Regions from separate parts of the Homo sapiens genome. Here region 2 is linked to region 1. Evidence: read pairs that join two places in POLR2A ChIA-PET (ENCODE). Cell type or tissue: GM12878. All regions are shown on one strand. Each heading gives the region's core, and the rest is flanking DNA. Links, peaks and the distances in the headings are about the cores only.

The links. Peaks named below come from ENCODE experiments on the same cell type or tissue, not always from the same donor. Only the 100,000 strongest peaks of a DNase experiment are listed, where the experiment ranks them.
Region 2: POLR2A ChIA-PET joins it to region 1 with 9 read pairs; 3 of 35 experiments call an interaction of 5 or more read pairs at or near these places.

What each region holds. Positions count from the first base shown.
Region 1 is chr19:35,487,832-35,496,895 of GRCh38, reverse strand. It overlaps LOC124904703 (a long non-coding RNA gene), which reads left to right and starts at 448. Exons shown (of 2, transcript XR_007067242.1): 1 at 448-1,505; 2 at 1,706-2,304. It overlaps KRTDAP (keratinocyte differentiation associated protein), which reads left to right and starts at 6,432. Exons shown (of 6, transcript NM_207392.3): 1 at 6,432-6,540; 2 at 8,056-8,094; 3 at 8,193-8,234; 4 at 8,411-8,455. The coding sequence starts at 6,454. RefSeq lists an enhancer at 1,104-2,050. In GM12878, for the core only: a CTCF peak has its summit at 1,358 (motif pointing left); a DNase peak (open chromatin) is centred at 1,372.
Region 2 is chr19:35,578,565-35,594,181 of GRCh38, reverse strand. It overlaps PMIS2 (PMIS2 transmembrane protein), which reads right to left and starts at 8,009. Exons shown (of 2, transcript NM_001395412.1): 1 at 7,641-8,009; 2 at 6,886-7,206. The coding sequence starts at 7,922. The coding sequence ends at 7,036. It overlaps LOC124904704 (a long non-coding RNA gene), which reads right to left. Exons shown (of 2, transcript XR_007067243.1): 2 at 12,226-12,330. In GM12878, for the core only: no CTCF peak of the experiment used is centred there; no DNase peak of the experiment used is centred there.

The DNA.
Region 1 (9,064 bases), core at 4-2,503:
CAATTCTCCTGCTTCAGCCTCCTGAGTAGCTAGGATTACACGCATGCGCCACCACACCTGGCTAATTTTTGTATCTTTAGTACAGATGGGGTTTCACCATGTTGGCCAGGGTGTTCTTGAACTCCTGACCTCAGGTGATCTACCCGCCTCAGCCTCCCAAAGTTGCTGGGATTACAGGCGGAAGCCACCATGCCCGGCTTGAATACTGTTCTTTTTTTTTTTTTCTTGAGACGGAGTCTCGCTCTGTCACCCAGGCTGGAGCGCAGTGGCGCGATCTCCGCTCACTGCAAGCTCCGCCTCCCAGGTTCACGCCATTCTCCTGCCTCAGCCTCCCGAGTAGCTGGGACTACAGGCGCCCGCCACCACGCCCGGCTAATTTTTTGTATTTTTTAGTAGAGACGGGGTTTCACCGTGTTAGCCAGGATGATCTCCATCTCCTGACCTCGTGATCCGCCCGCCTCGGCCTCCCAAAGTGCTGGGATTACAGGCGTGAGCCACTGCGACCGGCCTGAGTACTGTTCTTTTTGCACTTGAAGCAGCCACAGGTGTTTTGTTGGCCTGAAAAAGCGACAATGGAAATATTCAAGTCAGGAGCAGGGGGAAAGAGGTTGTTCAAAACGGGAGGTCAGTCCCAGAAGGTCAGGGAGAGGGCAGGAAACAGGAGCGAGGTGCTGATAGAGACTGTGCTTCTCCACATGGACAGGCTGCCGTGGGGATGGGGGCGTGGTTGGGGAGACGCGCTTAGGAAGTTGGGGGCACTGGATCTAACCCAGGGCCTTATCACGGGCACTGACTGCCCTGTGTTTCCAGGATGCAGAGGGAGGGAGGCAGAACACTTCCACCCCATCACTGTACCAATGAAACAGGAGAGGCTGCGGCGCAGGCTGAGCCAGGCTTATCCCACGCTGAAGAGCCCTTGGGACTGGGCTGGGGGTCTGCAGTAGGAGCCCCTAAGTCCCACCAAGCTGGTCCAACATGCCCGGATTAAGGATCCCCCACCCCTTTGTCCCCCTGGGATCCCTGCAGGGGACAGGAAGTAAAAGGTGGACAGGAGGCGCCCTGCCAGCCTAAGTGACTCCCTCCAGGTTTGAGTTCCCTGAGGGCATGGCCCCCATCTGCCTAGGTCACTCTCCACCCACAGGACAGGCACAGGGCCTCAAACAGTGCATGTATACGTGAAAGAAACCCGGCCCAAAACTGACTTGAGGAGACCGAGCTGACCCAGTCGGCCTGCCTGGGAGGGCCGCTCCTCTGCTTGGCCTCCCTTCTCTCCTGGGTCCTGAAATCCTGATGCTGGTTTGCACTTGTCCTCCGGAGTTCAACGCCATAGGAGGGCCTTGCAGTACCTCCTAGAGGCCACAGGGGGGAGAGCGCGGGGCCCTCCCAGGGAGGACGCTCCGTCCTCGCTGCACAGAGAGCTTCCCGGAGCGTGGGTGGGGGTGGAAACCCGTGGGGAGCTGAAGTCTCCTCAGCCCAGTCACTGAGGCACCGGGGGAGACGCGGAGGTGAGCAACACGGTTCTTGGCTCGTGAGATGTTCTTGGCCCAAAGAGCTGAAAGCGGCTCTTGAAAGCTTAGAGTGACACCCGAGGCAGGCTAAGGTCCCCTGGCATGAGGGGCCCTCCAGTGAAGGGTGGGTACCCCTTTCTCCCTTCAGGGCTCCTCCAGTGACCTCCTGAATCCCCAACTTCCATCTTATTCTTTAGATCCCGTTCTTCCACAACGCCCTAGAAGGAGCCCCTGCTCGGAACCTACCACCAGCTTCTCATTAGCCCTGGAATAAAATCCCCATTCCTCACTACGGCTCTATGCGATGGGCCTGGCCTCCCTCTCTAACGTCCCTCTGGGCCTACTGGCACAGGCCATCAGGGAACATGGGCGGCTGTTACCAAGGTCTTCAGAAAGCCAGAGCTTCATCTGCTTTTAGGACTAATTTCAAATGTCCCTCCCTGGGCCACCTTTTAAAATTTGTATTTTAATAGAGACGGGGTCTTGCCATGTTGCCCAGGCTGGTCTGGAACTCCTGGGCTTGAGTGATCCTCCTGCCTCAGCCCCCTAAAGTGCTGGGACTACAGGTGCGAGCCACCGCACTCGGCCCTCAGGCCATCGACCAAGGAAACCCTGTCAGCATCATATGGCCCCGTTTTCTTCGCAGCACCTGTCCTTCTCTGAAGTCATCTTGTTTGCGTATCTATTTTTGGTTACATTATGATGTCTCCTTCGCTAGGACATGGGATCTGTAGGGCAGGTCTTTTGTCCATCTACAGCCCCCAGTACCAAGAGCCAAATAAATATTTACAAATTAGCCAATGGAGAGAGGGATTGGAATTAAGTGGGACCAATCCAGGAAGACTTCCTGGGAGAGGTTTAAGCACCGGGCACATAGGGTGGGCGGCAAAGGAAGAAACCACACCTGCTGGTGGATGAGGCTGCTTTCTTGGTTGTGACAACACCGACGGAGGGAGGAAGGGATGGGACAGGGATGCCCTGAGTTCTGCCCCCTAATACTCCACATCCCAGTCCCCTCTCTCTCCCAGGATTCCCGGCTTCCCACCTAGTGTTCGCCAAGGCCCCGAAAACCTAGTGTCTCTCTCTTGGAATCCCCACTCCCTCCCTAGACCCAGGAGGCTGGCTGCCAGGCCCTAGGTGTGTCTCACAATGGGGCAATCCAGGCTGGGCCTCGCCTCCTACCCACACTCAAGTTCTGGCAGATTTGGGGTGGGGTGGGGGCAGGCCTGTGGGAAAACAGAGGTTTACTGGTATTCTCAGTGAGGGAGCTAGGAAGTCAAGCCGACCTGGAGATGTGATGTTGCAGAGCCAGTCTCTGCGGCTGCCTGACTCCATTAACCCTCCGTGATTCATCCAAAGCTGAGCTGCGTATCGGGCAGATTTTCCTGCAGCCCATCACCTGAACTGCTGGGACCCTCTCCCAGGGAGAACTCCCTGCCCCTCTCTTTCCCCATCTGCCCAACCCAACTCAGGGAACACAAACTACTCAGGCAGCGTAGATGGAGGAAGAGGGAGGAGTTTGGAGAGAGACACTGGCTTCTAAAGTTGGCCGCTTACAGCAAAAATCACGTCAAGATGGAACTAGCTGGGCGCCGTGGCTCACTCCTGTGATCCCAGCACTTTGGGAGGCCGAGGCAGATCACTTGAGGTCAGGAATTTGAGACGATCCTGGCCAACATGGTGAAACCCCGTCTCTGCTAAAAATACAAAAATTAGCTGGGTGTGGCGGCGCACGCCTGTCATCCCAGCTACTCGGGAGACTGAGACAGGAGAATCACTCCTCCTGGGAGGTGGAGGTTGCAGTGAGCCGAGATCATACCACTGCACTCTAGCCTGGGCAACAGAGCAAGACTCTGTCTCAAAAACAAAAAACAACAAACAAACAAAACCCCAAAAAACTACCCTCAGAAGGTGCCAGGAAGATGCCAAGTGGAAACAAATCATGAGTCCAACACAGACAGCTTTTTTTCCAGCATAGGAAGAGAATTTCTTTGGTTGAGCACACAAAGCAGTTGGCCTGTGTTTAGAGGTATGATACAAAAAGTACCTATTTTTAAACAGCAGAATGTTGAACACTAGATCCAGAAACGGAACCCTATCTGTAAACACATACTTGGTGTGGCAAGATGATTATACTACTGGAGGCATCTGGAAACGGAGGCAATCACAGGTTCATTCGGGGGCTGATGCCACTAACCTTCATTCTTCGTTTTCATTTTGTCAAGAGTGTGCAGTTTGATTCATTTAAATGAATGCACCTATGCTTGGGGCTGCCACCTCTGATGGTGCAGGCTATGCACCACAATGGACACTGTAAAGGGGACCTGTGGGGGTTCGATGCAGTCTGCCCCCCACTCTCAGGACATGGGTCTAATTCACACAGGGTGTTACATGTGCTGTAACATAGCCTGTCCAGCATAGAGAGGAGCAATATAGGTTCAGGCTCTGGAAGCCCAGCGTTCTAATGCTGGTCCTGTCACATTCTGGCTGTGTGACCTGGGGTGAGTTATTTAACCTCTATATGCTGTGGTTCCCCCGCCTATAGAATGTGAATAATTATAGTACCCACCTGTGTCAGAATCACTGGGACATTTCAATGAGATCGCGTATTTGGAGCACTTAGTACAAGGTCTGCCATATAGTAAGCCTCAGTAACTCAGCTAACATTGTTATCAATACCATCGGGTGGAGAGGAAAACATAGGGAGGGCAATTTATTGTCAAAGGAAAATCACAGATTAGACTCTAGAGCAAAACAGAAGACAGCGTTGGATTGACCGATGCTCTAGATCACCCAGGCCAAAACTGGCACTGGGTCCCCTCACCCGCCTGTCAAATCGTAGCTGGTTATACAACATCAGTTCTCTTTTGTCTGATTCTTCACTCCCTGGAGTCGACCCTATGCGGATGGAATGGTGGCTAATGAGCTTTTTCAGTCACTGTTCGTTAATTAGCAAGGATTCATTACACAGAACTTGTGTCCTCCAGAAAACCTTTTGGGAGGTGCTCCACCCACCTCAGTCATTCTCTAACTCGTCCCCTCCAGGAGCACCAACTCTGTGACATCCACTACTGTGTGGCCATCTGGGCTAAGGGAGTGTTCTCTAAGCAGTGTTCCCTCAGGTAGCTCTGCAAAGGGGAAGCTGCCATTATAAAATCAGAGGAGGCTGAAGAGGATGTCTGGGACTGGGGTGTGGGGGCAGCGTGAGGATGGAGCTGAGGTGCCCAGCTTCTGGGGTTCGTAAAGGTTGTTCATGGATGCCGTCCAGCCCTCCCACCCAGGGCCACCGCCACCGTGCATTGCATCAGGTTGTGTTGATAAGGTCTTGCTTTTCCCTGACAGCGCCGGTCCATGTCCCAGCCCCTCCCTGTTACAGCAGGAGCCGGTTTGGCCACCTGAACCTCACTGTGGAGAAGGCTGCTTGACTAGGACATTGTGTCACAGTGAGGTGATCCAACTTCCAAACTGGGGGTGGGGCAAGGTGGGTTAGGGCAATGACATGGAGTGGGCACTCCAGGTTCAGGGTACCTGGATCCCATCTCCAACTGGGCACCCTAAGAGCTGTTTTTTGTTCCCTGTTCCTTGTCATCTTAGCTCAAGACAGTCATTTCTCTGAAGACCCAAGAGTAAAAGACGGGCAGTTGGAAAATGGAAAGGTTCAGCCCCATGAAAGGAAAATGTACACTGTGGCTGAAGGATGCCTGAATACTAAGTCTAACGTATCATATCTGACCAATGCTGACTCTACCTGGGTTCTGTGTGAGCCATGGTTCTAGGGGGATGTAAAGCTGATCAAGATACAGCTCCTGACCTCAAGGAACTTGATACTCTAAAAGGGAAACAAGGCGAGAACATGACTTACTTAGATACAATGCCAGAGACATACAAACGAATGAATATGGGAATTCTGTGAAAGGAAAGGTGTGGAGAGAAGGACTGGGCATTGCAGGAAAAATCTGGGAAGCTTCATCCAAGATGAGTGTTGGGTTCTGAGAACTGGAGATGAGAGAAGGCCATGTTAGGAATAAGGAACAGCATGGCCGGATGCTTTGAAGAGGGAAAAAGAAGGATATAGTTGGTAAGGGGTCTAATTTGGCCAGAATGTGAGGTATGTACAAAGCTAGTAAAGGAAGAAGTTATAAAGGTGGGTTGAGTTCAGAGCATGGACCACCTTCAATGCCAAGCTAAAGAGTTTACATAGATTTTGGTAGGGTGGAAGAAAAGGCCTGAATGAGCATGGAGCGCAGGCTCACACCTATAGTCCTTTGGGAGGTCAAGGCAGGCGGACCCCTTGAGTCCAGGAGTTTGAGGCCAGCTTGGGCAACATGGCGAGACATTTTCATCTCTACGAGAAAATTAAAAAAAAAAAAAGCTGCAACATCTCTACAAGAAAATAAAAAAGTTAGCTAGGTGAGGTGATGCGTGCCTCTAGTCCCAGCTACTAGGGAGACTGAGGTGGGAGGATTGCTTGAGCCTGGGAGGTCAAGGCTGCAGTGAGCTGTGATCACACCACTGCACTCCAGTCTGGGCAACGAGTGAGAGCCTGTCAAAAAAAAAGAAAAGAAAAGAAAAGAAAAAGCCTGAATTCTAAGAGAGGAATGAGGGATATAACGAAAAGAGACAAAGACAAAAGGAGAGGTTGCTTGGGTACCACTGCCAATCCCTTGGAGGGACAGGTCCAACCTGTCTCTGTCCCAGCCCCATCTGCATGAAGAGACCCATTGCAGTGTTACCTTCCACGTGCCTGGGGCAGAATGCGAATTGAGAAATCCGAGGCAAATGAGGAACAGTCCATGCCTCCCCCTCCCAGAGCCCCGGGGGTGGGCGACAAGATCTGGGGGTGAGTCAGTGGGGTGGGGACCCCATTTCTGTGCTCATCTGCCTCCTTGGCAATATAAAGAGCAAGCACTGAGGCCCCGCCTCAGAGCACCCCAAACTTGACGCCATGAAGATCCCGGTCCTTCCTGCCGTGGTGCTCCTCTCCCTCCTGGTGCTCCACTCTGCCCAGGGAGCCACCCTGGGTGGTCCTGAGGTGAGCACGTCACCTGCATTTTTATTCTTATACGTGTTACCCACCTACCCCTCCATCTCTCTACCTCCTGTCCATTCCTGGATAAGTGGCTCTTAGTTTTGGATTCTGATGGGGGCTGAAGAAACTGGGGCTCTGAGGAAGGGAGGAGGGAACAGAGCATCCCTGGGGAGACATTTGGGACAGAGATGCTCCTCTTTCTGGAAGGGATGGTGAAGTGTGTTGGGGAGGCTCGTGTACTGAACCTTGGGACTGAGTGGGTGGTCTGGGTTCAGACTATCTCCACCATGGGCTCTCAAGAGTGTTCACCCATTCCGTTCCAGCTGCACACATGCCTGGGGACGTGCAGGGGAAGAGGGGGAACTGGAGAACGGCAATGTGAGGCAGAGCAGCTCCAAACCCAGGCCTGCATCCACATGGGCAGCAGGTGGAGAGGGTGAAGCAAAGCAAAAAACTAGCTAGTTCTGCCTGCAGCTGACTTAACTCAAAGAGGAGTGGGGCTGGGGTGTTCTGGAGACACCCCTGCTTAGCTCCTCTTTGCTTCATTTGTGCCCCTGGGAGTGGTGCCCAGGTGACGGGTGGCTCCCTGCTGTCTCTGGAGCATAGGCCACAGTGAGAATCTTTACCATCCAGTCCTCAGCCAGAGAGGAATCCTGATGCCTATTCCGGATTTAAAAGTCTAAGACAGGGGCACAGGCTCAGCTGCTAAGGACCAAGCCAGTGGTGTCACTGAGCTGGGGGGGCTGTCAGGGCCTGAGGTGAAATGGGGCCAACTTTCCCAGTCTGAAAGGGCAGCTTTCACCCCACCTGACGCCATGGATTGGGAAGATGTGCCTAGAGTTTTACATTTTTCAGGGGAAACTAGAAATCTGGATGAATTTATGAATTCTTACTAATTCAAAATGTCTAATTCAAACCAAAAAACAAATGACCAAATTTTTATGAGATCTAAGCATCTGGATCCAGCCTGCGGGCTCCGTGTTGGGCTCTGTCATGGGGAAGACACGATGGGACACACTGAGGCCTGGGGTGGGGTCCCCATGGAGGGGGATTATGGAACCTCCAACAGTGGTGGCAATAAATCCACAAAGCAAAGCAACCTCGATCAGTGAGAGGCAGGCGGGTCACCTCAGCAGCTGGGCTCCCACCTGCTCGCAAATCTTTCCCATCCAGCTATACGGACTGAGCGTGGGTGTCTCCAGAACACCCCACCTCTTAGACTTAAGTCAACTGCAGGACAGCACTAGCTAGCTTTTCCGGAGAGGAATGCTCGGCTCCAGGCTTTCTGCCTGCTGCCCATGGTGACACTGCTTACATGTACCATTCTCCAATTCCCCCTCCTCACCCTGCACATCCGCCAACCATGTGCGCGACTGGAACGGAGACCATGGTGGGGAATGGGTTGCGTTCTTTCGGGGACTGGGCTGTGGATGAAGGCAGAGCTGGCAGACAGGGATGTGGGCAAGGGCCCTGGCATCACGTGACCCCCTGCCGCCTTTTCTCCCTCTCCTTTTCCAGGAAGAAAGCACCATTGAGAATTATGCGTCACGACCCGAGGTAAGCCGTCTGTTTTCCCCGGCCCTCCAGCCACGAGTCTGTCCTCTCTCTCTTTTTGCTTCTTAGCAACTTTCCTAACACCCTGCGTTTCTGCCTAGGCCTTTAACACCCCGTTCCTGAACATCGACAAATTGCGATCTGTGAGTACGCTTCTCTGGTGCTACCCCCACGAATACCCTCATCACAGAGGGGATAAACGCCTTGGTAGAGAGCTTGCAAAGCTGCCACGGTTCCTTCACCTTCTCCAGAGGGCTGGGGGCTAAGCTCTGGCCTCCCCTGGAGCTGACCTGCTTCTGCTGTCTCTCTTCCTCCTCAGGCGTTTAAGGCTGATGAGTTCCTGAACTGGCACGCCCTCTTTGAGGTGAGTGCTCCGGCGCCCCTTGCCCTCCTCGGTTGTCTGCAGTCATCCCAGGGTAGTGGCCACACATTTTGGCTTTAAATGTATGGGTTGGTTCCTGATCTCTGGGAGGGAGTGACTGTCCTGCCTGGATGCTGCCCAATGGGCTGTCAACGGAAGAAAGCTTCCCCCGGCGCCAGTCCTGGCTACCCGTGTTTTCCTAAGATGGTGGTGGAGGAGCAGGGCCCCAAGGACAATTGCAGAAGAGGAAGAGGCTAATCGGTCAAGATTTTATTTGAATCCCCTCATCCTCTATGGAAAAACTGAGGCCCACCCGCACTTAGAAGGCAAAGTCAGCGACAGAGCTGGGGCCCGCGTCTCCTGACTCTGCACTGACTTCTCACATGGCCTCATGCGAACGCCTTCAGCTCCCTCGGCCTCCGCTTCCTCTGTGATGTGGGGATGATGACAATTCCCACCACAAAAGGTTGCTGTAAAAACCCACTGAAATCATGCTTGTAGAGCAGCCCGTGCAAGGCAGACACAGACTAAGGCCTCAGGAAATATTAGCTCTTGATAAAGTAATGACAAAATAATGACATTATTGTTACTATGGTTACTGTGGGAGTTCAT
Region 2 (15,617 bases), core at 7,842-10,341, 89 kb before region 1:
ACGCCTGTAATCCCAGCACTTTGAGAGGCTGAGGTAGGTGGATCACCTAAGGTCAGGAGTTCAAGACCAGCCTGGCCAACATGGTGAGACCCCGTCTCTACTAAAAATACAAAAATTAGCTGGGCATGGTGGTGGGCGCCTGTAATCCCAGCTACTAGGGAGACTGAGGCAGGAGAATCGCTTGAACCCAGGAGGTGGAAGTTGCAGTGAGCCAAGATCACACCACTGCACTCCAGCCTGGGTGACAGAGTGAGACTCTATCTCCAAAAAAAAAAAAAAAAGAAAAAAAAAAAACGAAAAGAAAAACGCCAGGCACGGTGGCTCATGCCTGTAATCCCAGCACTTTGGGAGGTTGAGGAGGGCAGATCCCGAGGTCAGGAGATCGAGCCCATCCTGGCTAACAAGGTGAAACCCCGTCTCTACTAAAAATACAAAAATTTAGCTGGGCGTGGTGGCGGGTGCCTGTAGTCCCGGCTACTCGGGAGGCTGAGACAGGAGAATGGCGTGAACCCGGGAGGCGGAGCTGGCAGTGAGCCGAGACCACACCACTGCACTCCAGCTTGGGTGACAGAGTGAGACTCCATCTCAAAAAAAAAAAAAAAAAAAAAAACCCTCCCAAAGTGCTGGGATTACAGGCGTGAGCCACCATGCCCAGCAGTCATTCCTTTCAATGGCAAAAACCGCAATTATTTTTGCATCAACTACACACACAGACACACACACACACACATATCTCATGTCACCTGCAGATACAGTTTTATTTCTTCCTTTCCAATCTAAATGCCTTTTTTTCTTTTTTGAGACAGAGTCTCACTCTATTCCTCAGGCTGGAGTGCAGTGTTGGTGTGATCATAGCTCACTGCAGTCTCAAAGTCCTGGGCTCAAGTGATCTCCCTGCCTCAGCCCCCTGAGCAGGTAGGACTACAGGCATGTGCCACCATGCTTGGCTAATTTTTTAATATTTTTTGTAGAGATGGGGTCATGCTGTGTTGCCTAGGCTGGTCTTGACATCCTAGTCTCAAGTGATCCTCCTGCCTCCCAAAGTGTTAGGATTACAGACGTCAGCCACTGCGCCGGGCCCTGTTTGCGTTTTTTTCTTGCAGTGACTAGAACTTCCAGCACTATGTCAAATAGGAGTGTCAAGAGCAGACATCCTTTCCTTGTTGTTGATCTTATAGGGAAAGTATTCCATCCTTCATCATTAAATATGATATATATTTGGTGTGTTTAAATCTATTATTGTTATTACTATTATTATTATTATTATTATTTGAGACGGAGTTTTGCTCTTGTTGCCCAGGCTGGAGTGCAATGGCGCCATCTCGGCTCACTACAACCTCCGACTCCCGAGCTCTAAGCGATTCTCCTGCATCAGCCTCCCGAGTAGCTGGGATTACAGGTGACTGTCACCACGGCTGGCTAATTTTTATATTTTTAGTAGAGACGAGGTTTCACCATGTTGGCCGGGCTGGTCTCGAACTCCTGACCTCAATTGATTTACCTGCCTCAGCCTCCCAAAGTCCTGGGATTACAGGAGTGAGCCACCGCGCCTGGCCGTTATTAATATTTTTGATGTTTAAGTTGTACCACTCTGGGCCAGTGGGCGCTCCTTCAAGTTAGCTTCTATGTCGAAAATAAAAATGATTTGTTAAGAGAAAGGTAAGTGATTAACAAGTGACTCCAGCAGGTAAAAAGATTGAATTGCTACTAACGGTCGATGGGAGGCAGTGTTGTCCACCTAGTGCTTAAGAACACGGCTTTTGGTGGCAGATTTCCTGGTTCCCAATCCTGGCCCCTCAGTGAATTCGCTGTGAGACCTGCACTGTGTCTTTCCAGCTCCCTGTGCTTTATCCTCAGTCTGTAAGAATGCAGGCTATAGGGTTAGTGTGGAGACCAAAAGAATCAATACTCCGAAGCTGCTCATAACAGTGGCTTGTACTTGACTCCGAGAGTTGCTGCTTTCACCATCATAGTGAAGACAAAGTACTCAAAATCTGCTACACGAAAAAGATTACAGGCCCAGAAGATTTTGCAGGCATGTTCACTCCAACTTTTTTTTTTTTTTTTGGAGATGGAGTTTCGCTCTTGTCACCCAGGCTGCAGTGCAATGGCGTGATCTTGGCTTACTGCAACCTCCGCTTCCCGGGTTCAAGTGATTCTCCTGCCTCAGCCTCCCGAGCAGCTGGGATTACAGTTGTGTGCCACCATGCCCAGCTAATTTTTGTATTATTAGTAGAGATGGGGGTTTCACCATATTGGCCAGGCTGGTCTCGAACTCCTGACCTCAGGTGATCCACCCGCCTCAGCCTCCCAAAGTACTAGGATTACAGGCATGAGGCACCATGTCCGGCCCACTCCAATCTTTAAGAAGCAGCTAATTCCCATGACATAGAAATGTTTCCAGAACACAGAAACACATTGAATGCTTCTCAACCCATTCTGCATTGCCAGCACTGCCCCAATGCAAAGGACTGAGAACAGCCCCCAGATGAAAACTATGTAGGACCCAAATAAGGCATAAGCAAACCATATCCATCACATATTAAAAGAATAATAGAGGCCGGGCATGGTGGCTCACGCCTATAATCCCAGCACTTTGGGAGGCTGAGGCGGGCGGATCACGAGGTCAGGAGATCAAGACCATCTGGCTAACACGATGAAACCCCGTCTCTGCTAAAAATACAAAAAATTAGCCGGGTGTGGTGGTGGGCGCCTGTAGTCCCAGCTACTCGGGAGGCTGAGGCAGGAGAATGGCGTGAACCTGGGAGGCGGAGCTTACAGTGAGCCAAGATCGTGCCACTGCACTCCAGTCTGGGCGACAGAGCAAGACTCTGTCTCTAAAAAAAAAAAAAAAGAATAATAGATTGTGACCCAGTAAGGTTTTCCCAAGAGTATAAGAATGGTTCATTGTGAATAACTTTGTTAAAGGATTGAATTAAAATCTCGTATGATCATGTTAATAGATGCTGAAAAGTATTTAATATGATTCAACACAAATTTTTTTTGAGACAGGGTCTCGCTGTGTTGCCCAGGCTGGAGTACAAGGGTGTGATCATGGCTCACTGCTGCCTCTAACTCCTGGGTTCAAGTTATCCTCCCATCTCAGCCTCCTGAGTAGCTGAGAATACAGGTACCATGCCTAGCTAATTTTTTTTTCTTTTTTCAGTAGAGACGAGATCTAGCTATGTTGCCCAGGCTGGTCTCAAATTCCTGGCCTCAAATGACTCTCCTTCCTTGGCCTCCCAAAGTACTGGAATTACAGGCATGAGCCACTGTGCCTAGCCTCAATATAAAATTCTAATTTAAAAAATCTTGGCAAGCCAGGAATAGAAGAAAACATAACAAAATTGATGAAATTTTGGCTGGTCACGGTGGCTCATGCATGTAATTTCACCACTTTGAGAGGCTGAGGCAGGCAGATAATTTAAGGCCAGGGGTTCAAGACCAGCCTGGCCAACATAGAGAAATCCCATCTCTACTAAAAATACAAAAAATTAGCCCCGAGTGGTGGTGCGTGCCTGTGGTCCCAGCTACTATAGAGGCTGAGGCACTAGAATCGCTTGAACCTGGGAGGCGGAGATTGCAGTGAGCTGAGATTGTGCCGCTGCACTCCAACCTGGGTGACAGAGCCAGAGTTTGCTTCAGAAAAAAAAAAAAAAAAGATGAAATTTTTATCAGAAATCTACATCAACTGCCTGACTTAATAGTAAAACAATAGAACTAACCCATACAAGGATGGAAACAAGATTATGATGCTAATTCATATTTTGCTGAAAGGTTTAGCCCAGGAACTAAAAAAATACATATATAATGAGGTATTAAAATTGTTAAGAAATAATTCAAATTTAGCATAGACAATGTAAGTGTGTAAAATGATGAATTATTACACCAAGAAAGTTCAGTAAGTTTGCCACACAAGATATCAACATTGGAAACTCAATACCTTTCTTCTACCCCAATAATAATTTAGATTATGTAATGGAAAAAAGGATTGCTTATAATACATAAAATAAAGCTAAAGATGTACAAGTCCTATTTGATATATCATATTTATGAATAGGAAGGCTTATCATAAAGATGCTAAATCTCCCAAAACTGATAACTAAATTGATTGTAATGCAATCAAAGTCAGATAAGATTTTTTTTTTTTTGAGGTTGAGTCTCACTCCTTCGCCCAGGCTGGAGTGAAGTGGTGCAATCTCTGCTCACTGCAACCTCCACCCCCGGGTTCAAGAGATTATCCTGCCTCAGCCTCCCGAGTAGCTGGGATTACAGGCACGCACCACCACAGTGGCTAATTTTTGTATTTTTATAGAGACAGGGTTTCACTATGTTGGCCAGGCTGGTCTCGAACTCCTGGCCTCAGGTGATCCTCCCACCTCAGTCTCCCAAAGTGCTAGGATTACAGGTGTGAGCCACTGCACCCGGCCTTATTTTTTACATTTATTTATTTTGGAGACAAAGTCTAGCTGTGTCCCCCAGGCTGAAGTGCAGTAGTATCACTATGACTTACTGCAGCCTCAAAATCCTGGGCTAAAGTGATCCTCTCACCTCACCCTCCTGAGTAACTGAGACTACAGGCGTGTGCCACCACGCCTGGCTAATTTTGAAAAATTTTGTAGAAAAGAGTTATCTATCGACTTGCTGCCTAGGCTGGTCTCAAAGTCCTGGGCTCAAGCCATCCTCCTCTCTCAGCCTCCCAAAGCATTGAAATTACAGGCACGAGCCACTGTGCCTGGCCTCGTTTTGTGTTTACCTGGTGCTAAATACCAGTTGGATACCCGAGAGTGAAATTCAGGTTGGATGAAGTCTGGGAGCTGAAGTGGAGGAGGCTGGCTGGCTTTCCAAGGCCTGTAGCAGAAGGTGACACTTGGGTCTGCCTGCTGATGTTGACATGGACCATCCTAACCTGACATGGCTTTGCAGCTGAATGTGACAGGCCCAGCCTGGGCTGGATCTGGAGAGGGACAGGGATGGCTAACCCTCTAGATCTGCTAACATGACAGACAATTAGGCATCATCCTATCTGCAGGCATCCCCATAACCCAGAGCATTGTCCCACAAACACATGAGATCTGCCCAGACACCCAAGCCCACAGAGGAGACAAACTCAGCATCACAACAATTACAATTAAGGTGGACTAGGGCCTTTGTTGTTTCCTTCTATTATTATTTCCTATAGACCACCCAACAAGATGGATGTCTCTGTTGGGTATGAACTTGAAGCTGTAATCCCAGATGTGCAAGAAATAGAACTCTATTCTCCTGCATCTGCACTGGTTTGGGTGGATTGGGCTGTGGAAACAGGCCAAGCATGTCATTTGTCAACATGGTAGTCTATTTTCTGCTTGACCACATGAGGCAGTTGGGGGAAGGGAGGCTGTTCCTAGAATGGTTCAGGGACCCAGGCTAATGGGGGCTTTGCCACGTCTACAACATGTGGCCTTCTAAATCATCACATGGGTATCCCTTGCCCCGTTGGCCGGGGGAGGAGGAGTTTAGAGGAGTGTCCCAGGAGACATTGAAAAGCCAGGTTTGTTTGTGGTACATGTCAGTTCTGCTCACATTCCACAGGACCAAAGCACATTTCATGGCTGCAGAGGGGAACCTCTGAGACGTGGCCAGGCAATGTTCCCAGAACAAAGAGGCGATGGGCTCTGGGGGACAGTGAGCAGTCTCTTGCCCAGCAGCTCCATTGACTTTCTACTGAGAATCCCCATTCTCCATGGTGGTGGAAACTTAGTTCTGCTAAATATTGTGCTAAATATTCATCTGGTTCTGAACTTGGGGTTGTCCATGAAGCTTGGGCATCAGAGGCAGCCCCGGGGTGTCTGTGGCCCATGGTGTCAGTCTAGATCTCTGTTTTGATTCATGCACGATGGCTCCCTGCTTATCCCTAGTTTTCCTCTACAGTTCTGTCTCCACCTGGCACTTGGGATTCCTATGGAACCCACCTTCTTCTCACTAGGCTGGGCCATGGGGTATCCTCCTTGGCTGTCTGAGGTCATTTCTTTGTAAATGTCTACACCATGTAGCATATCTTCTTTGAGAACTTGGAGCCTCTCTAGGCCTTATCTGTGAGGAGGGATTATAGATAACAGCTGGGGTCTCTGACGCCCCTCTTCCTCAGATGCAGATTCCAGGAACCTTATGGATGTACTATTGTCTAATCTCTCTCTACATTCCCTTTTCCATGAATGGGGAACCAATGCCTTTCTGGAGGGGGGAGAGGTGGTCTTCATCAGCTATTCTGCCAAAGCTATTTGCATTTCTTGAGGACTTTCCATTCTTCTCCTAAGAGCTTGACATTTGGATGTCAGAAGCTGGAAGAGGTTTCTGTTTTCTTATTGCTGCTCTGAGACACTAGACATCTCCAATCCCAGCTCAAATGAGAAGACCCCTAGAGAATAAACATCAGTTCAGATTTCTAAATATCATCCCCACATTGGCAATTATGCCTGCTTTAGAGACAAAGGAACTATGCTCAAGAAAAGTATCTGTTCAGGGCTATACAGTTTTTCAGTGTCAGAGGTAAGTTTTTAACTGACATCTGCCTGAATTCTATGTCTGTGGGCTTCCCCATTGGGACATTCTGATTTTCACAGTCTAGGAAACAGCTCCAGGGAAACACAGATACTGACCACTGACCCAGAAAACAATCATGGGCATGTTGACACACACACATACACACACACCACAGGAAACCAGAACATTCCATTCCAGTTTTTTGGTTTAAAATTCCTCTGAAAGAACAGCCCAGTGTCAAGGAGCTAAAGGGATCTAGGGCATGAAGTGTGGACCCCTAGGGTGAACGAAGACAGCTCTGGAGCTGAGTGAGTTGAAGTAGCACAGGCAGGTGGTCTGTGTGTTCCTGGGTTGGTGGGTTTCTTGAATGTTGAGTTCCTTGGTTAGAGGATTTCTTGGCTAGATGTCTCAGCGGTTGAATTTCTTGCCTGATGGCTGACTTGGCTGGTTAGTGTTTGGTGAGTGGCTCGGTTGGGGAGCGGACCCCTGGGTTGCTATGCCTAGACTTCATTAATATAGGACCAAGCCATAAATGATGCCTAAGCCAATCATTACCACGAATGCACCGAACCAACCAGTTCGGCCTGAGTTGATGTAAGCCTCTTCCCATTCACTGTTCTGGTTGGCCTTCATAGTCTGTAGGGGTGGAAGCATAGATGTGGGTTTCTGTGTCCAGGAACCCTGGGGAGAACGGTTGGAGACCTGCAGTCACTGAGGGAAAGCCCCTATGCAGGTCCCAGGATAGGAGCAGATGCAGGGGCCAAATGGAGGACAGGGTAGGCTGGGTGCAGTGGCTCACGCCTGTAATGCCAGCACTTTGGGAGGCCAAGGCGGGTGGATCACAAGGTCAGAAGCTCGAGACCAGCCTGGCCAGCATGGTGAAACCCCGTCTCTACTAAAAATACAAAAATGAGCCGGGCACTGTGGCTCATGTCTGTAATCCCAGCTACTCAGGAGGCTGAGGCAGGAGAATTGCTGGAACCGGGAAGGCAGAGATTGCAGTGAGCCGAGATTGCACCACTGCACTCCAGCCTGGGGGACAGAGTGAGACTGGGTCTCAAAAAGAAAAAAAAAAAAAAAAAAGGACGGGGGCTATGACTTGGGCATTATTTTACCTCATAAGAGAAGTACAAAGCTGCCAATCCAAATGGAGGGAATAAAAGTATAGCAAAGATGGTCAAACATAGGTAGTTTGGGGCGTAAAATGCTAGTTCCTCTGGTGTCTGTGTAGGCTCTTGCGGCTCCTGGGGCACCTCAGCTGGGGCACCTGGACCACCTGTGGTAGTGGGAGAACCTGGGGCAGCTGAAGCACCTGGATCACCTGTGGTAGGGGGGGCGTCTGGGGTAGCTGGCGCGTTGGGAGCAGGCTGGGTGGCAGAAGGTGGTTTCAGGGCCATGACCTTTCCCCTCAAAGACGGACTCCGAGTGTCTTGAAAACGGAGCGCCAGACCCACTAGGCTTCCCCTTGTACTAACCAGACTCCCAGGACCCAAACCATCAAAGGCTGAAGCTTCGCAATGGAGAAACCAGCACCCCACGTCCTGATTGGCTGCCTAGTTAGGGGGCGTGGCCCCGCCGTTCTCGCCCACCCCAAGACACAGAGAGTGCAGCCAATCAGGAAGTGGGCTCCGCCCACCCTGGTAGGGATTGGTTGGAAGCCTAAGTGGTGGCTCTCGGCTCCTCCTCCTCCCACTGATCTCTCTCTGCAGCCTGCGCGGATGGGCGATGTCAGGAGGGTCTCCCAGGAGTTGTGGAAGAGAGAAACTAGACACGCCCAGTAAGAGTAAGAGATTTACTGAGGGGAGGAAAATGAGTAGTGTCAGAAGTGGATTGTAAAGTCTTGAATTAAAAATGAATTCCGGCTGGGCGCAGTGGCTCATGCCTGTAATCCCAACACTTTGGGAGGCCAAAGCGGGCGGATTACCTGCGATCAGGAGTTCGAGACTAGCCTGACCAACGTGGTGAAACCCCGTCTCTACTAAAAATACAAAAATTAACCGGGTGTGGTGGCAGGCGCCCGTAATCCCAGCTACTAGGGAGGATGAGGCAGGAGAATCGTTTGAACCCGGGAGGCGGAGGTTGCAGTGATTCGAGATCACACTGCACACTCCAGCCTGGGTGACAGAGTGAGACTCCATCTCAAGAAAAAATGACAAAAAAAAAAAAAAAAAAGAATTCCTTGGTTTATGCTGACAGAAAGAAAAAAGGAAAGAATAGAGAAAGAAGGGGAAAAGGGGGAAGATCTTTCTTAAAGTAGAACACAACCTAATGGAACGATGGAACAGGAAATCCCCAATGTGGTAGGCAGAACTCTGAGATGACCCGAAGATTCCTGCTCCCTGGTGTACACACTCCTTCTCCAGTCACTCAGTCAAGTACTAGTCTGTATGCTGCTGGGAAGGCGTCTTGCAGACGTAGGTAGGGTCTGAAATCAGTTAACTTTAAGTTAGGAAGAATATCCTCTGGGGGCCTCACCTAATGAGGTGAGTTCTTGAAAAGGACTGAGTCTTCCTGGCAAAAGAGGTTTCAGGTGTGAGAGGATTGGAGGCAAGCAAAGGTCTCCATTGCTGGCATGAAGATGTCACCAGGGCCACGTAGGGAGGAATCCAGGCAGCCTCTGGCTGAGAATGGCTCCCAGCTGACAGCCAGCAAGGAAACGGGGTCCTTAGTACTGCAACAGCAAGGATGTGAATCCTGCTGTAATCACATTCATTTGGAAGAGGATCCTGAGCTCCACATGAGAACCCAGCCCAGCTGACACCTTAATTTTAGCTTTGGTAGATTCTGAGCAGAGAAGCAGCCATTCTGACCTACAGAACTGTGAGTTAATACCTGTGGGGAATTTGTTATGCACCATTAGAGAACATTTTCAAATACCATAGTAATTGCTGATTCAGGTAGGAGCTTTTAATGAATGCTAATACTGTGGGGTTTTAGCTGATGCTTCCTTTAGCTGGTGGTTCTAGGGGAGTAGAGGGTTTGAGGAGCCACTTTTCAGGAAGTTGGGGGTGGGTGGGAGGTGACACTGTGCAGTCCACAAATGTAGACCTTAGTATGGCTAGTCCAAGACACAACCTGGGTATTTAAGACCAGTCCTGGACCTAGAAGTAGTTAGAAGAACAGTGACAACACATGCAATCCAGAAGTCAGGATATTCTTCATGGAGGAAATTGATTCAGAGCCTTTCAAAGGACCAAGTGGATGTTCCAGGACAACAGAACATGGGGCGCCGAGGTGGGGGAAGACAGAAGTGAAGGTTGGGTGAGATGAAGCATGTGTATTGGTTGCTGGCAAGTCCCTTGGATAGTGGAACAAACAAACTAAGACAGGCTTAGAAACAAGTACATGGACAAGTGTGTCAAGCCCTGAGACATGTACTCCAGCTCTGAAGGCGGGAATGAATTAGCTCCTTTGGTAAGGGCAGTATCAGAGGATCAGCAGAAGCAGTGGCCATATTGCAGGGATCCAGGCAGTGAGCAAGAAAGGGGTAGTATAGACAATGTAGACATTTCTTCCAAGAGCTTGGAGGCGAAAGAGTAAGGAGAGCAGTGCCACAGCTGAGAAGAACATGGGTTCCAGTTTCTGGAATGTTGTAAGCCAACACCTGGTTTCAGAGAGCCATGGATTGAGTGTGAGGTGTGGAATTGGAGACAGTGTATACATTTGCTTCAAGAATTTTGCCTATGGCTGGGTGCAGTGGCTCATGCCTGTAATCCCAGCACTTTGGGAGGCCAAGGTGGGTGGATCACGAGGTCAGGAGTTCAAGACAAGCCTGGCCAAGATGGTGAAACCCTGTCTCTACTAAAAATACAAAATTTAGCCAGATGTGGTGGTGGGTGCCTGTAATCCCAGCTACTTGGGAAGCTGAGGCAGAAAATTGCTTGAACCCGGGAGGTGGAGTTTGCAGTGAACCAAGATTGTGTCACTGCACTCCAGCCTGGGTGACAGAGTGAGACTCCGTTTCAAAAAAAAAAAAGTTTGCCTATGAAGAGCCAGGAAAGGCAGGACTAGGGTAGATGCAAAAGGGTGAGAATGATGATTTTGCTTGTTTGTTTTAAAGATAGGAGGGACTTGAGCGTATGGAACTGAAATGGAGACTCTGTCAAGATGGTAGCATGGGTCTATGTTCTGCCCCCTTTTTTGTCTCTGGAATTAAAAACCAAAAACCAGATCCATAACTTGAGGGGGCTGAGTGATGAAAGGGTTTTGTTTTTTTAAAAAAAATTTTTGGTGGGAAAGGTGAGAGAGACCATGTCTCAATAAGAGAGAGATATGGGAGAGATGTCTTTTTTTTTTTTTTTTCTTGAGATGGAGTTTTGCTCTTGTTGCCCAGGGCGGAGTGCAATGGTGCAACCTTGGCTCACTGAAACCTCCACCTCCTGGGTTCTAAGTGATTTTCCTGCCTGAGCCTCCCGAGTAGCTGGGATTACAGGTGCCCACCACCATGCTTGGCTTATTTTTGTATTTTTAGTAGATATGGGGTTTCACCACGTTGGCCAGGCTGGTGTTGAACTCCTGACCTCAAGTGATCCACCCACCTTGGCCTCCCAAAGTGCTAGGATTACAGGAATGAGCCACCATGCCCAGCCAGGAGAGATGTCTTAATGGGGGCGAGGTAGTTCTTTTATACTGTCTATAGCTCTAACACCTAGAGCAGAGCCCAACACATAGTAGTAGGTGCTCAGTAAACATGGGCTGAATAAACACACCTTGGAACTAGACTACCTAGGTTTGGATCCCCACCATGCCACTAACTAGCAATATCACCTTGTGCAACCTCTCTGTGTACCAGTTTTCTCATCTTTAAAATGAGAATAATAATTATTTCTCTCTTGTTTCATTGTGAGGATTAAATTAATGTATGTAAGTGGTATTGAACAGTGCATGGAACAAAATGTGCACTCTATAAGGTGATAATGGCTAAGGGGAGAGGATCACATGAGACCAGGATAGTGAAACCTAGCCCGATCAATACAGTGGGACCATGTATCTAGAAAAAAAATGTATATATTTTAGACAGATATATATATATATCAGGCTCTGAGGGCAGGCTTCTGTATTCTCAGCTGCTTGGGAGGGTGTGATGGGAGGTTTGCTTTTGCTCAGGAATTTGAGGCTGTGGTGAGCCATGGTCGCACCCCTCTACTCCAGCCTGGACAAGAGGGAGACCTTGTCTCAAGAAAAAAAAAGAGATAATAATGATGAATGAGTGGGGTTCAGAGCATGTGAGAATCATTTGAAAATAATGGCCAGGAGTTCAAGATTGGCCTGGCCAACATGGTGAAACCTGTCTCTACTAAAAATACAAAAATTAGCTGGGCTTGGTGGTGGTTACCTGTAGCCCCAAGCTACTTGGGATGCTGAGGCAGGAGAATTGCTTGAGCCCGGGAGGCAGAGGTTGCAGTGAGCTGAGATCATGCCACTGCACTCCAGCCTGGGTGACAGAGCGAGGCTCCATCTCCAAAAAGAAAAAAAAAAAAAAAGAGAGAGAGAGAGAGATCCAATTGTTCTAGCACCATTTGTTGGATCTCCTTTTCACATTGAATGGTTTTGCCACTTTTGTCAAAAATCACTTGACCATAAATATGAAAGTTATTTCTGGACTTTCAATTTTGCTTCATTGAGCTATACGTCCATCCTTATGCCAGTACCACACTGTCTTTATTCCTATAGCTTTGTAATCAGGAATAAATTTTGAAATTGGTAACTGGAAGTCCTCCAACTTTATTTTACTTTTTCAACATTGCTAGGTTATTCTGCATCCTTTTCATTTCCACATGACTTTTAGGATCAACTTGTCAAATTCTGCAAAAAAAAAAAAACAAGCCAGTTGAGGTTTCGATAAAGATTGCATTGACTCTTTAGGTCAATTAGGGGAGTACTGCCATTTTGCTAACATTGAGTTTTCCAAACCATGAACATGGGATGCCACTCCATTTATTTAGATCTTTAAATTTTTAAAGGAATGATTTATAGTTTGTTTGTTTGCTTGTTTGTTTGTTTTTTTGAGGCAGAGTCTCACTCTATTGCCCAGGCTGGAGTGCAGCGGCGTGATCTCGGCTCACTGCAAGCTCCGCCTCCCAGGTTCATGCCATTCTCCTGCCTCAGCCTCCCGAGTAGCTGGGACTACAGGCGCCTGCCACTACGCCCGGCTAATTTTTTTGTATTTTTAGTAGAGACGGGGTTTCACCGTGTTAGCCAGGATGGTCTCGATCTCCTGACCTCATGATCCGCCCACCTCGGCCTCCCAAAGTGCTAGGATTACAGGCGTGAGCCATCACGCCGCCAGCCAAGATTTATAGTTTTTATTGTACAACTCTTGTATTTTTGTTAAATTTATTACTTTTTTTAATTGAATTTCTTCTTTTTTTTTTTTTGAGATAGCCTCTCTCTGTTACCCAAGCTGGAGTGCAGTGGTGCGATCGTGGCTCACTGCAACCTTCACTTCCCAGGTTCAAGCAATTCTCCTGCCTCAGCCTCCCAAGTAGCTAGGATTACAGGCACCCGCCACCATGCCCAGCTGATTTTTGTATTTTTTTTTAGTAGAGACAGGGTTTCACCATGTTGCCCAAACTCGTCTTGAAGTCCTGACTTCAGATGATCTGCCCGCCTCGGCCTAACAAAGTGCTGGGATTACAGGCATAAGTCACCACGCCCAGCCTGAATTTATTATTCTTTTTGATCCTATTGGGAATGAATTCATTTTATTAATTTCATTTTTTGATTGTTCATTGGTAGCTTATTGACATACAATTGATTTTTGGATATTGATCTTGTGCAGCATTGCTGGACTCATTTCTTCTAGTAGTTATTTGTGGATTCATTAGAGTTTTCTACAAGCAAATTTAAGTCAACTGTGGGTCAAAACAGTTTTTTCTTCTTCCTTTCCAACCCAGATGCCTTTTATTTCTTTTTATTGACTAATTGTACTGGCTAGGACCTCCACTATACTGTTGAATAAAAGTGGTGAGAATGAACATTCTTGTTTTGTTCCCTATCTTAGCCAGGAAGAATTTAGTCTTTCTTTTCTTTTATTTATTTATTTTTTTTGAGACAGAGTCTTGCTCTGTCGCCCAGGCTGGAGTGCAGTGGCATGATCTCGGCTCACTGCAAGCTCCACCTCCTGGGTTCATGCCATTCTCCTGCCTCAGCCTCCCGAGTAGCTGGGACTACAGGCACCCGCCACCACGCCTGGCTGATTTTTTTGTATTTTTTAGTAGAGACGGGGTTTCACCGTGTTAGCCAGGATGGTCTCGATCTCCTGACCTCGTGATCCACCTGCCTTGGCCTCCCAAAGTGCTGGGATTACAGGCGTGAGCCACCGCGCCCACCCGGAAATTAGTCTTTCACTCCAGCCTGGGCGACAGAGTGAGACTCCATCTCAAAAAAAAAAAAAGTGTCTTCTTTTACAGGGGCAGGTGCAACGGCTCACATCTGTAATCCCAACACTCTGGGAGGCCAAGGCAGGAGGATTGCTTGAGCCCAGGAGTTTGAGGCTGCAGTGAGCTGCAATCTCACCTGGGTGACAGAGTGAGACCCCATCTTTAAAATAAATGAATAAAATTTATTCTTTTACTATGGTGTGTTACATTAATTGATTTTCAGAAGTTAAACCAATCTTGCATTTCTGGGGTAAATCCCACTTGATCATGGTGTATAACCCTTTTTATATATTGCTGTATTGGGCTTACTGATATTTTACCAATGACTTTTATATCATATTTATGAAAGAGATTGGTCTCTAGTTGTCTTGAGATGCCACTGTCTGGCTTTGATATTAGGGTAATACTGACCTCATATAATAAGCTGGGAAAGTGCTCCCTTTCTCCATATTTTGGAACAGATTGTAGAGAATTAATATTATTTATGCTTTAATGTTTTGTGAAATTCACCAATGAAACCATCTAGGCCTGAGCTTTTCTTTGCGGGAGTATTTTAAATTACAAATCTCTTTTTATTTGTTATACATCTATTCAGATTTTCTATTTCTTCTTGAGTTGGTTTTGGTAATTCATCTAAGAATTTTTAGCTGTCATCTAAGCTGTCTAATTTGTTGCCATACGTTGCTTGTGATATTCCCCTTTATTTATTTATTTATTTTTAAATTTTCGAGATGGAGTCTCGCTCTGTTGCCTAGGCTGGAGTGCAGTGGCACAATCTTGGCTCACTGCAACCTCTGCTTCCCGGGTTTAAGAGATTCTCCTGCCTCAGCCTCCCGAGTAGCTGGGATTACAGGTGCGTGCCACCATGCCCAGTTAATTTTTCCTGTTTTTAGTAGAGACAGGGTTTCACCATGTTGCCCAGGCTGGTCTGGAATTCCTGACCTCAGGTGACCCTATCTGCCTGCCTTGGTCTTCCAAAGTGCTGGGATTACAGGCGTGAGCCACCGTGCCTGGCCTCATGTCTTCTCTTTTTAGACCATATAGGGTAACTTCCTGATGTTGCCATGGCATTTGTAAGCTGCCATGGCGCTGGTGGGAGTGTCTCTTAGCATGCTAATGCATTCTAATTAGTGTATAATGAGCAGTGGGGATGACCACAGGTTACTCTCATCGCCACTTTTTGTTTTTGGTGGGTTTTAGCTGGCTTCTTTACTGTAACCTGTTTTATCAGCAAAGTCTTTATGATCTGTATTTTGTGCCAACCTCCTATCTCATCGTGTGACTTAGAATGCCTTAGCTGTCTGGGAATGCAGCCCAGTAGACGTCAGCCTCATTTTACTCAGCCCCATTCAAGATGGAGTTGCTCTGGTTCACATGCCTCTGACGCTAGCAAGTGCTTTCAATTTGATTCGAAGACTCAATGTCTGTTTTTAGGTTACATGAAACTATTTTATTTTTTCCCGTTGTTCCTTTTGCTATTTTCAGAGCTGGTTTCTCTTTCTTGCTTTCTTGAAACTCTCTTGGTTTCTGCCATTGGCCTTCACGTAGCTCCCTGTTTCTTCTCTACCAGCCCCCAAAAGCCACGGCTCCTGGATCTCAGGGGTCCTGGTGGGGCCCAGGCAGGAGAGGAGCATCCAAGTATGCAGGAGCACACAGCCAATGGCTGTGGGAAATGTGGTAAGAGCCCCACCAGAAAAACAGCAAAGGAGC